Regions from separate parts of the Homo sapiens genome. Here region 2 is linked to region 1. A link is an interaction called in ENCODE POLR2A ChIA-PET data of the cell type or tissue named here. Cell type or tissue: OCI-LY7. All regions are shown on one strand. Each heading gives the region's core, and the rest is flanking DNA. Links, peaks and the distances in the headings are about the cores only.

Region 1 (5,391 bases), core at 256-5,255:
GCTATCCAGGTGGGTAGATAATAAAAGTTTTTGTGGGGGAGGACTAAAACTAAAGAGTTAGACTTAAGAGAGAAATACTTGAGAATCACTTACATGGAGATAGATGATAGTTGAAGTTAAAGAAGAGAACGAGATTTCTAACGGAGGGAATACACTATCAAGGAAAGGATTAGAGAACCCTGGGGGAGTGTGAATATTTGTGCCTCATTTAATTTTCAGAACCAGATCATGAGGAAAGAATACTTCCCATTTTAGAGATTAAAAAACAAAACCGAAGCACAGTGCTTAAGTAACTTTCTCAAGGCCATATAACTAATAAGTGGCAGATATGAGATTTTGAGCCCTACTCTAAAACTTGCTCCTCAATTTGAATGTTTACATATTTATGTAAATAATATATTTTACAATATTAAAAACGTTTTTGTAGAGATACAATAACCATATAATTTTACAGGATTGTCTTTTTTATTTACGTTTTTCTTTGGAGTATAATACATTTTTAATTATTGGCCTGAGAAGAAGATACAATAGATTATTTTTGGCAAATGGTGCACTCATTCATGAGAGACACTGTATTTTCTAAAGCAGGCTGATCTCTGCATAATACTGGCTCCCTGAAAATAAATCCTTGCTGGGCCGGGCGCGGTGGCTCACATCTGTAATCCCAGCACTTTGGGAGGCCGAGGTGGGAGCATCACGAGGTCAGGAGTTCGAGACCAGCCTGACCAACATGGTGAAACCCCATCTCTAGTAAAAATACAAAAATTAGCCGGGCGTGGTGGTGCATGCCTGTAATCCCAGCTACTCAGGAGGCTGAGGCAGGAGAATCGCTTGAACCCAGGAGGTGGAGGTTGCGGTGAGCCAAGATCGTGCCATGGCACTCCAGCCTGGGCGACAGAGCGAGACTCTGTCTCAAAAAAAAAAAAAAAAAAAAAGAAAGAAAAAATAAATCCTTGCAATTTATCTGCCATATTGAATTTGTTCTGGAATAATGGGGATAAAATCAAAATAGGAAATAAAGTATCAATTTTATTCCACTATTATTTTATTTATTATTTTCATCTTAGTCATATGGAATTATATTTATAGGAACATGTTAAAATGCATTTTCAAGATAATTATTGCACACAATTTAAACAATTGTTTTGAGTGACTTTTTGTAGAGGTAGAACAGTTCTGTAAAATTAAGGTTTGGCTTTGCTTTGTTTGACCTAGATTCCCTATTAATTTCAAAATAAATGTGCCTTATATTTCAAAATCGGATTTCGTATATGAAAGCTCATGTCAGTTCACAACAAAAAAAAATCATTAAAAAAGAATAGTGCGTTATTTTATTACTGTTTTGATAGCAATACCTGAGGATACCGTAAATGTGTGCATGTACTTTTGTTTACAAATAAAAAACAGTTATGAGAAGACAAAAAAATCTAATGTAGAATAATTTATTCCACTAAAACCCAGCTTTCCTCATGGAAATCATGCAACACCTAGTGAGATTATGCTAGCACATAGGGAAATTTCACAAATGCACATTCTTAGACATATTAACCTTCTGGATCAGCATTCAACAAAGGTAAAATAATGTACGCTATTGATATCAGACTCCTTAGCTCCCTATTCTGGCTCCCTTTTAACTATCAAAACACAGTAATCTGTGTTTTCCTTCTTTGTACATCAGTTATTGTACCTGCCACTCTTTATAAGCATTCACTTTTCTCTTGTTTTTAAGCACAGTGGTAGCAATGGCCATGACTTAGAGGCTTAATGAAATGAAGGACAGATTATAAACAAATTAAACCCACACTGCTTTCTTTATAGAAGCAGCTGCAGAGTGTTCTGAGGTTTTTTTTTTTCCTTGTTGAGTAAAGGAACTAATAAGGAAAATTTCATGGCTTCAAGGTCTAGAGATAAGAAATGAAAGTTGTAACAGGAGAGGAGCTGGGAAAAGCACAGAAATGTAGATTTCGCGGATCATGATGAAAGCCACAGGTGACTTGGTGACCACAGAAATGAGAACACAGGGTTGGGTGTCTAGGCAGGAAGTTGGGAGGCTGGTGGAGTCCTGGTTCAACTCTAAAGTCTCAGTTATCTCAGCACATGCTCTTGTGGTGCTGCTGAGATTTGGCTGATTGCCTACCCCAAACCTAAAAATAGCCGAGCCTCATTCTTTTGTAGTGGCAGCCAGAGGCGCAGCTGTGTGGGGACTGGCTATCTTTTTCCTTAGCTTTGACAAATAGCTGAGAGTTGGTGGGCTTGAGTGTGCACCTGTTGAGACAGAAAGTGCTGAGTTTAGTTGACAACACTGCTGAAGGTAATTTCACACTTTCATTCCAATTGATCACCGAAACTTAGAAAAATTTTCTCCTTTTCTAAATCCTTCTCCTTGCCCATGAATATATACATACATATATTTTTCTCGAACTGTTTGAGAGTGATTGTTACCAAAGGCAATTGTTTTTAAATCAGAATAACAAATCTCCTGTTTGAGTGGCTAACTCAAATTTTATTTTCTTATTTAATTTAGTAGAATTTAAAAGATTTAAAATAGTTTTGAAATTAGGAAATAATATTTTTATTCCCATAAGTCTAAAGGTACAATCTAGCCCATTACATCACTATAAAAAATCATCTCCATATTTATTAGATTACAGGATATTCCGCTTTAAACTAGAATTTGCGTTGCATACATTTTTGCAGAAAAACTCATTCTTAATTTTTTCTAAAACAGTAGATTGGATATGTGTTAAAGGTTCATGTTCTAGTACTTCTTTAAATGCTTATTGTCAGCTTTATAAAATCATTTTATCACAAAAAGTTAGTTTTCTGTAGGCTTATTTTCCTTGATAGGATTCCTTCTCTTACAAACTGGTTATATGAATTAAAATGTAAATGTTAGTGAATTGTCATATCTTGTAAATATACTAGGGTAGAACTGATATCTTTATGCAAATTAGAAAAATATTTTACAGTATCAGTTATGGAGTTTTTTTTCTACTCTTCCTTTTTCTTTGTTAATATTGGCATGTGATGAAATCACTACTTTATAAGTTTGCTACTTTGATTAAGACTCAGAAATCAGAGTGGCTGGGTGTGGTGGCTCATGCCTATAATGCCAGTACTTTGGGAGGCCAAGGAGAGAGAGGATCCCTTGAGCCCAGGAGTTCAAGACCACCCTGGACAACAGAGTGAGACCTCATCTCTACAAAAAAAAAATGAAAAGAAATGAGCCAGGCATAGTGACAACACGCCTATAGTCCCACCTACTCAGGAGGCTGAGGCAGGAGGATCACTGGAGCCTAGGAGGTCAAGGCTACAGTGAGTCATGATCTCACCATTGCATTCCAACTTGGGCAACAGAGCAAGATTATGTCTCAAAAGAAACAGATCAATCAGAGAAGTAACTTTAAATATTTTAATATAAAAAAAGGCAACATCTCTTAGCAAATAAAAATAGCGACGTCCTTCTCTTTCTGTAAATCTATCCAAGACATGAGTGCTGTTATCGATTCGGTTTAGGGTTTTGTTTTGTAATATTTTTTTCCCCTTTCACAGCAATACATTTTGGGGTATGGTTTGCTGACAATATTTTCCACAGTAATCAGTGGCTTAGCTGTAAATAGAGGATAAGTATTGCATCTGGGGAATACACATTAGAAACAATTGGTATTTCTGGTTCATATAAAGGTGGAAAAATACTTGGCCAGATGGGCACTTATTTATTTATTTTCCTGACCAGAAATAACAGGCAATGTGTGAGAAAGTGTGGAAAGCACTGGGTTGGCCGTCAAAAGCAGGATCTTACAAAGGTTGAAGGAAGCTAATCTGCTGAGAGGTTTTCTTTTTTTAATGACTTTCACATAGTATTTTTCAAAGCCTCTGTGCATTAACACTCACGCCAAAGGAAATGATTTGTTTTTTCAAGCACTTGGTCAGTGCAATAGCTCCGCAGCTAATAATGACATATGGCAAATTTTGAGTACTTACTTTGTGCTACGTACTGTAATAAGAGCTTTGTGTATATTATGTGAGTAAATACTTAGGACAAGCCTGTGAGAGAGCTATTATTGTTCCCATTTTACAGATGAAGAATTCTGAGTTAGAATTAGACTTTGAAAGTCAAACTTTCTCCTTCCCTATCCCTTGCTGTTATCCACCACATCATGCTACCTCCCTGAGCTCAGTGATTACCTACAATGAGGTTTACCAGCTTGTCCTATAGTTACCTGTGTTATAACTGCCATGTTCCTGAAATAAATTAACTATAAAATGGTGCCCATCGACTGATATAGAGACCAGTCATTTTTTTTTTATAGTTTTATCTGGCCTGGGGTTATCAAGATACTAGGTTTAATAGAACTTACTTCCAGATTTAAATGTCTTTGTTCATTCATGAAAATCAATTGATTGGATCCAATGATTTTAGATCTAGACAACTGTCAGTCATGTAATCTAACTAACTCATTGTTTAAAGAGGCAACTGAGGTGCTGAAACTTTCAATAATTGGATTAATTTTATCTTTAGTCAGTTATATCATTAGAACCTAGGTCTCTATTTCTTAATCTCAACCAAAATATACATACATACATATATGTGTGTATGTAAGCACCATTTCTGCTAATTTACAAAAACCTAGCAAACCAGTTTAAGAAAAAAAAAAGTTTCCTTTGCTCATGTAACGAAAAAGTGAAGAGGTATTACTTACTTCAGATACAGTTAGTTTTGGGATCTCAAGTGATGTCACCTAGCCCAGTACCTCTCTCACCCTTTCTCCACTGTGTTTTCAAAGGCTCTTAAAAAAAAAAAAAAAAAAAGCTCTTAGACATTATCTCTCGATATGGGACCCATTATTAGTCTTAGACTTATATCATTGTACCTCAATTCCAATAGAAAATGAAAACACCATTCTCTCCAACAGAAGACCTAGGATTACTTGTAATTGACTCTGAAGAAATCACCTACACATTCCTGAATCAATCAACCTAGTTCAGGAGTACAGTGTTCTGATTGGGCAGGTTCCATCAGACACCCACTCCTGGAACCAGAGCCAGGTAAGTTCAACCCAAAACTGTCAGAGAGGAGCAGGGGTGGGTAGGCCACAACGAACAGAGATACAACAAGACAAACAGTGAAGAAGAAGATGAAATGGGTAGCAGGCATAATAAGATTATAAAGTCTTGTAGGTCCCAAACTCTGTGTGTATGTGTGTGCATGTGTGTGTGCGCGTGTGTGTGAGTAACCCTCAAAAGTATACAAGTATTGTGCTTCCTGTAATGACAGACACCCTTCTGTTGATAATAATGATTCATGTAGCCCAAGAATATAAGAAAGTATTCTGTTTGTAAAATAAATATTTAGAATGGGAATAAATTTGTATAAACAGAAGCATGTTT
Region 2 (5,391 bases), core at 277-5,276, 770 kb after region 1:
CTTCAGACCTCCCGTAAACCATTTTCTGTCTTCTGCTGGACCACATTCTAGATGATCTGGATGTCTATCATTCTCCTTTGCCTTTGCTTTATTTGAGTAAGTGCTGAATTCGTGGACTGTGTTAGTAGTTTGATGCGTAGTTTCAGCCAGATAGATCAGAAACATGAAATGCTTTTACATCATCCAGGTAGATGGCGCCATGAATAGATCCCTTTGCTTTCTGGCCTCTGAGGTAATAAAGACTTAAATCTAATTGGGTTCAGCTTAAAATCTCAATGTCATATTTAATTTAATATGCTTCCTTGTTTCCAGCTCAAGCTTAAGCCATGGTCTAAAAGACTTTCTCTGGAAGGCAAGTGTGGTTAGATTCCATCTTACACCTCCACTGCCTCTTTTTCTTTTTTTTTTTTTTAACTGCACTTCAGTTATATTATTCTCCAATGTCTTGGGAAGTAGGAGTTAAGGAAAATAGGCAAATGTCTCCTGTTAACTAGCTATTTGTAGCTTTGAGTTTATGATTTGTGTGTGTGTGTGTGTGTGTGTAACAGAGATACAAAGTTCGGGTTTATTTGGGGTACAAGTATGGGATCTTTAAGAAGTCTTGCAGAAGCTCTTTTGTTTTCCCCATCTTTAAGAAGGAAAATATGCTCTATAAAAACATCTTCAAGCCTCTTGATCCTGAGGTACTCTTGCTCCATAAAGAGTGTTCCTGGTAGATAGCTCAAACATGGCTGTCTTCTTCCACGTTCACTTGACCTATTGAGAAACGTTTGCCACACCAAGCACTGGGGAGTACAGGCTGCCCCCCTTCTTCACTGTATCATTTCTCATTCATTTTTTACCTATCAAGTAGGCATATAATTTCTGAAGCAGACATCTTCAGAAGCAGAGTTGGTAATTAGGTGTCATCCCTATCTACTCTGGACTCCCAGACCCTGTGATCAGTGGTCTTGGAGCTCCACTTACTTGCATGGGACAAAAAGGTTGAAGTACCATCTTCTTTTCCCCCTTACGGAATAAACAGAGGGAGCCATCCCTACTCTCCCTCTGGGCCATGAATTCAGAAGACCGATTCTTTCTAAAACCTTCAGAGAGTTTTAGTATAAGTGGGTATGGTGGAGCAACAAAGGCAGGGCCAGTTTTCCCAGCTCTTTTGTAAGCCCTTTGCTATGCCCTGCTATTTCCATCTCTTAGAATGAGAGAGACTTATTACTTGTTATTTTCAGTTTAAGACTATACCCAAAATTCTAAGACAACAGATAGAATTCAATGCATTCATATCCATAGTGACAGTTTCACACTTGCTCTTAAGTTAAATAGAAGAGTTAGGTCAGGAGGAAATAGTTTATCAAAAATGATATACACCCACCAGTATTCTTAGTACTTGGCACTTGAACAAATTGCAACCTGTTAGTAGGTAAAAAAGAAACACTAAAAGGAAATAGTTGGACCACTGAACTATTGCTTGATCCACTGAAGCAAGTGTTGCTTGGTCCACTGAAGTTGAGACTCTGGGAAAGAAAACTTGACTGGTAAACTCTGTGAAGTGAAGCGTGGTTGTCAAATGGAGATTAATGTCCTCTCATGGGTCTCCACTGTAGTTTCTGAAGGGCAGGTTGAGTAGGATTTGGTTTTAGCACATCTCTTGCAGGACTCCTATCCCAAGACACTTTCTATAAAATAAAACATATTCCATATTGCTCTACTTTCTGCAAGGTACGGACAGTCAGGTTGGGGCCAATTAATGCACTACCCTAAGCAGAAACTTCAAGACTTTGTCGTTGCTTTGCTTTATTTGAATTGGAATTTGGGATTTAGTTTTCGTTAGTTCATTTACTACTAAAATCACTCATAAAAATGAGGGCTTTATTTTGACATTGGCAAAAATCCTTCTTTACTCAGAAGAAAATATTTAAAACTGCTGGAAATTGAAATGTTTTACATGTCTACATCACAATGATGAATACAATGATGAGTATTTAAACACCAAAAATAAAAGTGTCTTATTACGAGATGATTGTAAACAGTGCACCCACATTCTTAATCCATTTGCAAGCATAAGCTTACCCATCACCTCATAAATGCAGTAAAATTGCTTTTTGTATTGAGTTTAATAAGTATAGTATAGGATACCTAGCTCCTTTAATGAATGTGTTTTTTGTAAAATATTATTAAATGATTTTTTTTCTAATTTGGCTTTTTAAAGCATGCATTCATATGTTAAATACATTTTTTGGTTTCAATATTCGGTTTTTTATTTCACATGCAGAGTTTTCTCTTCCAGAGTTTCTTAGACATGCTACACTTTGATTTATGTGTTTGTAATATTGTGGTACAAAGGTTAGTACATTATTTTTAAAATGGAAATGTGAGAAACTGTCAATTCATTGTAGAGATGACTTTACATTGCCAGCAAAACTCATTAAACTCTTAAAACTTTTTCTTAAACTTATTTTATATTTCCATAGTACTTTAAAGATATAAAATAATTAATTTGTGTTAACTTTTACTTAGTTTTAATTTTCATTGAAAACTGGGTTAAAATATATTATGTGTTTTTCTTGGTAACCATTACTAGGATTGTTTTCTATTTTTATATTTTTGTCATTGATCGCCAGTTATTAAAAGATGTCTTTCTAACTTTCCTTATATTTGCTGTTTCTGTCTAGCTATATAATTCCTCTTACTGCTAAGTGGATTAGCTAAAGACATGAAATAACATTTTAAAACAACAGCGGAACAGTATTCTGGAACAACAACAAAAAATCAGATTATGGTTGAAGACTTTCTACAAACTTCATTCAATGAGACAGCACAGGTCAAGCGGGCAGAAAGTCAGAAAATTCATAAGCCTGACATTCCATCAGGGTGCGCCTAATCAGATGTTTAGAAATAGAAGGCAGCTTATGCCATGACTAGTTGAAAGAATTCTGCAAGCTTGCATTGACATGAGGTCTTTTCAATGACTGAGATAATCAAGGAATCTGTGTAAATCAGCCTCTCTTATTGACTGTCAGGCCAGGAAAAGAGCCAACCCACCCGAAGTCAACTCTGCCATCATTTCTTAAGCCACACTGTTCCTTTCAGCTCATAGAATCTCATGAATAGAAAAAGTTAGGTTTCTAAAAAGAATTTTGAGGCTAGATATGTGGTTTAATGTTATTCTATATTACATCCTATACAATTAAAATCTACAGATGTGCCTTGTAGAGTACACTGTTTTTGCCTTTAGCCAGAGGAAGGACCAAATTTAATACCTGGCTAGGCAATTATTACACGCTGTGATTGGAAGTTTTCTCCAACCACCTGTCACAATGCTGAAATTTTATCACTAGAGATCCATTTCTTTGGAAGAGCTGTGGGTAGGCTGCAGCCAGTCTCCTCTGCAATAGAGGCTCTGATTATAGCCCTGAACACTGTTATCTGAAATAGTAAATTACCTGATGTAAATTTTAGTTGAAATTTTGACTGAGAACAAAAGGAAGCTATGTTTGAATTGGAATATAGGGCAAAGCCTCGGTCACCAATCTTGGATACAGAATTTTAATAGAAAGAGATTAAAATTTTCTCCAAATAATGTCCCACCCCCATTCTGACACTTTTAATACAAAAACAGATAGATTTATTGTCCAAAAGATACATCTCTGAGCAGTGGTGACCTTTGTTTACAATTTCTTCTGTAAATCCATTTTCGTCTTTGACTATTTAAAGTTTTCTGTTTTTCTCATTAAAATTTCTCCTTATACTTTTCACCCAGTCATAAATAAAGCTATTGGGCTTCATTCTAGGAACTGGTATTGAGCAATGAACAGGACAGCCGTAATCCTTGAACTCATTAGAGTTGATAGTCTAAAGTAAATGCAGACCATTAATGGGAGATTAAATATGTTATGGCACATACAAAGTGCAAGAAAGAACATAATGTCATGTGAGGGAATGCATAAATAGCTTAATTTAGCCATCCCGTAACATATTCATATATTAAAACATCATGTTACGTGCTCTAACTTGATAGAATTTTTACTTGTCAAATCAAAAAAATACAAAATTCAAAGAACATGCAAGAATTACCTCCCTGAACTTAGAAGGTGCCAGAGGTAGCCACTTGGAAGAGATGTCCACTACATTAAGAAGATAAATGTAAATTAGCCAATAAAAGGAAGTCAGAATTGAGATTATGCCAGTAAAAGGGAACAACATGTTTAAGGCCAAGAATCAAGAGGGCCACAGTGTAGGTTGGGAAATAAAAAATAAAATTTCTGTATAGCTAGAGCAGGGAGTAAAAGACACCAGCAGGACTTATATTATGAAGGGACTTTTAAGCCACATTAAGGATAAAGCTTTTGGCTGCGCGCAATGTCTCACGCCTATAATCCCAGCACTTAGGGAGGCCGAGGTGGGTGGATCATCTTAGGTCAGGAGTTTGAGACCAGCCTGGGCAAATTGGTGAAACCCTGTCTCTACTAAAAATACAAAAATTCGCCAGGCATGGTGGCAGGTACCTGTAATCCCAGCTACTTGAGAGGCTGAGGCAGGAGAATCACTTGAACCAGGGAGGCAGAGGTTGCAGTGAGCAGAGATTGTGCCACTGCACTCCAGTCTGGGTGACAGAGAGAGACTCCGCCTCCATCTCAAAAAAAAAAAAAAAAAAAAAAGAATAGAGCTTTTATTTGAAGGACAGTAAAGAATCACTAGAGAATTTTAGACAGGAAGCCCCAATTCGTTATTGAGAGAACACATTGCAGCTGCTTTACAGGTGGGATGTGGCAGAGTAAAATGCCAGTGAAGAAACTGATAGCATATTTGAGGTAAGATATAGTAATGATTTTAACTAGAGTAAAGACAATGGAGAGAGAGAGAAAAGATTGGAATCAAGAACTATTTAGAAGGTATAATAAATAATTAGTGATTGACTGATTAGATGCAACATGATGAAGGACATGATAGAGGAAGTAGAAATATCTAGAATTACATCTAATAAAGGGAATCATTATTTGTTTTTCGCTGAAACCGGAAAAAATACAGAGAAGGAGGAAAAGCAAGTTGGGGAGTTGAGAAGTAGGTGAGAAGAGTATATGCAAGGAGTTCATGTGTGGGAGTGTTAGCTTTTGGTGGTTGCAGAATATTCATGAGGAGATGTCCAATAGGGTGAGATAACATGCAAGTATGGAGATCAAGGGGAGATCTGGACTTGAGAGATGTAGAGTTGAGAGTTGTCAGAATGTGAGGAGGAATTGAAGTTAAGGTATGGGTAGAATGAGAAGAAAGGAAAGCCCAGGATAAAATCTTAATGGAGTCAAAATTTATGGTACAGGGAGAAGTACTGGGAAAGCCTTCCCTCTTCCTGCAGCATCACTAAACTTCCTGTTCTTTTGCCTTAGTCTAGATGCC

What was found. ChIA-PET counts read pairs that join two places held together with the same protein. Peaks named below come from ENCODE experiments on the same cell type or tissue, not always from the same donor. Only the 100,000 strongest peaks of a DNase experiment are listed, where the experiment ranks them.
Region 2: POLR2A ChIA-PET joins it to region 1 with 8 read pairs; 2 of 35 experiments call an interaction of 5 or more read pairs at or near these places.

The regions. Positions count from the first base shown.
Region 1 is chrX:33,180,265-33,185,655 of GRCh38, reverse strand. All of the region lies in intron 1 of DMD (dystrophin), which reads left to right. Among named protein-coding and RNA genes, the nearest start is that of DMD, 29 kb to the left of the region's middle. In OCI-LY7, for the core only: no CTCF peak of the experiment used is centred there; a DNase peak (open chromatin) is centred at 2,145; H3K4me3 peaks cover 1,230 bases; H3K27ac peaks cover 3,585 bases.
Region 2 is chrX:32,412,975-32,418,365 of GRCh38, reverse strand. All of the region lies in intron 29 of DMD (dystrophin), which reads left to right. Among named protein-coding and RNA genes, the nearest start is that of MIR3915, 170 kb to the left of the region's middle. In OCI-LY7, for the core only: no CTCF peak of the experiment used is centred there; no DNase peak of the experiment used is centred there.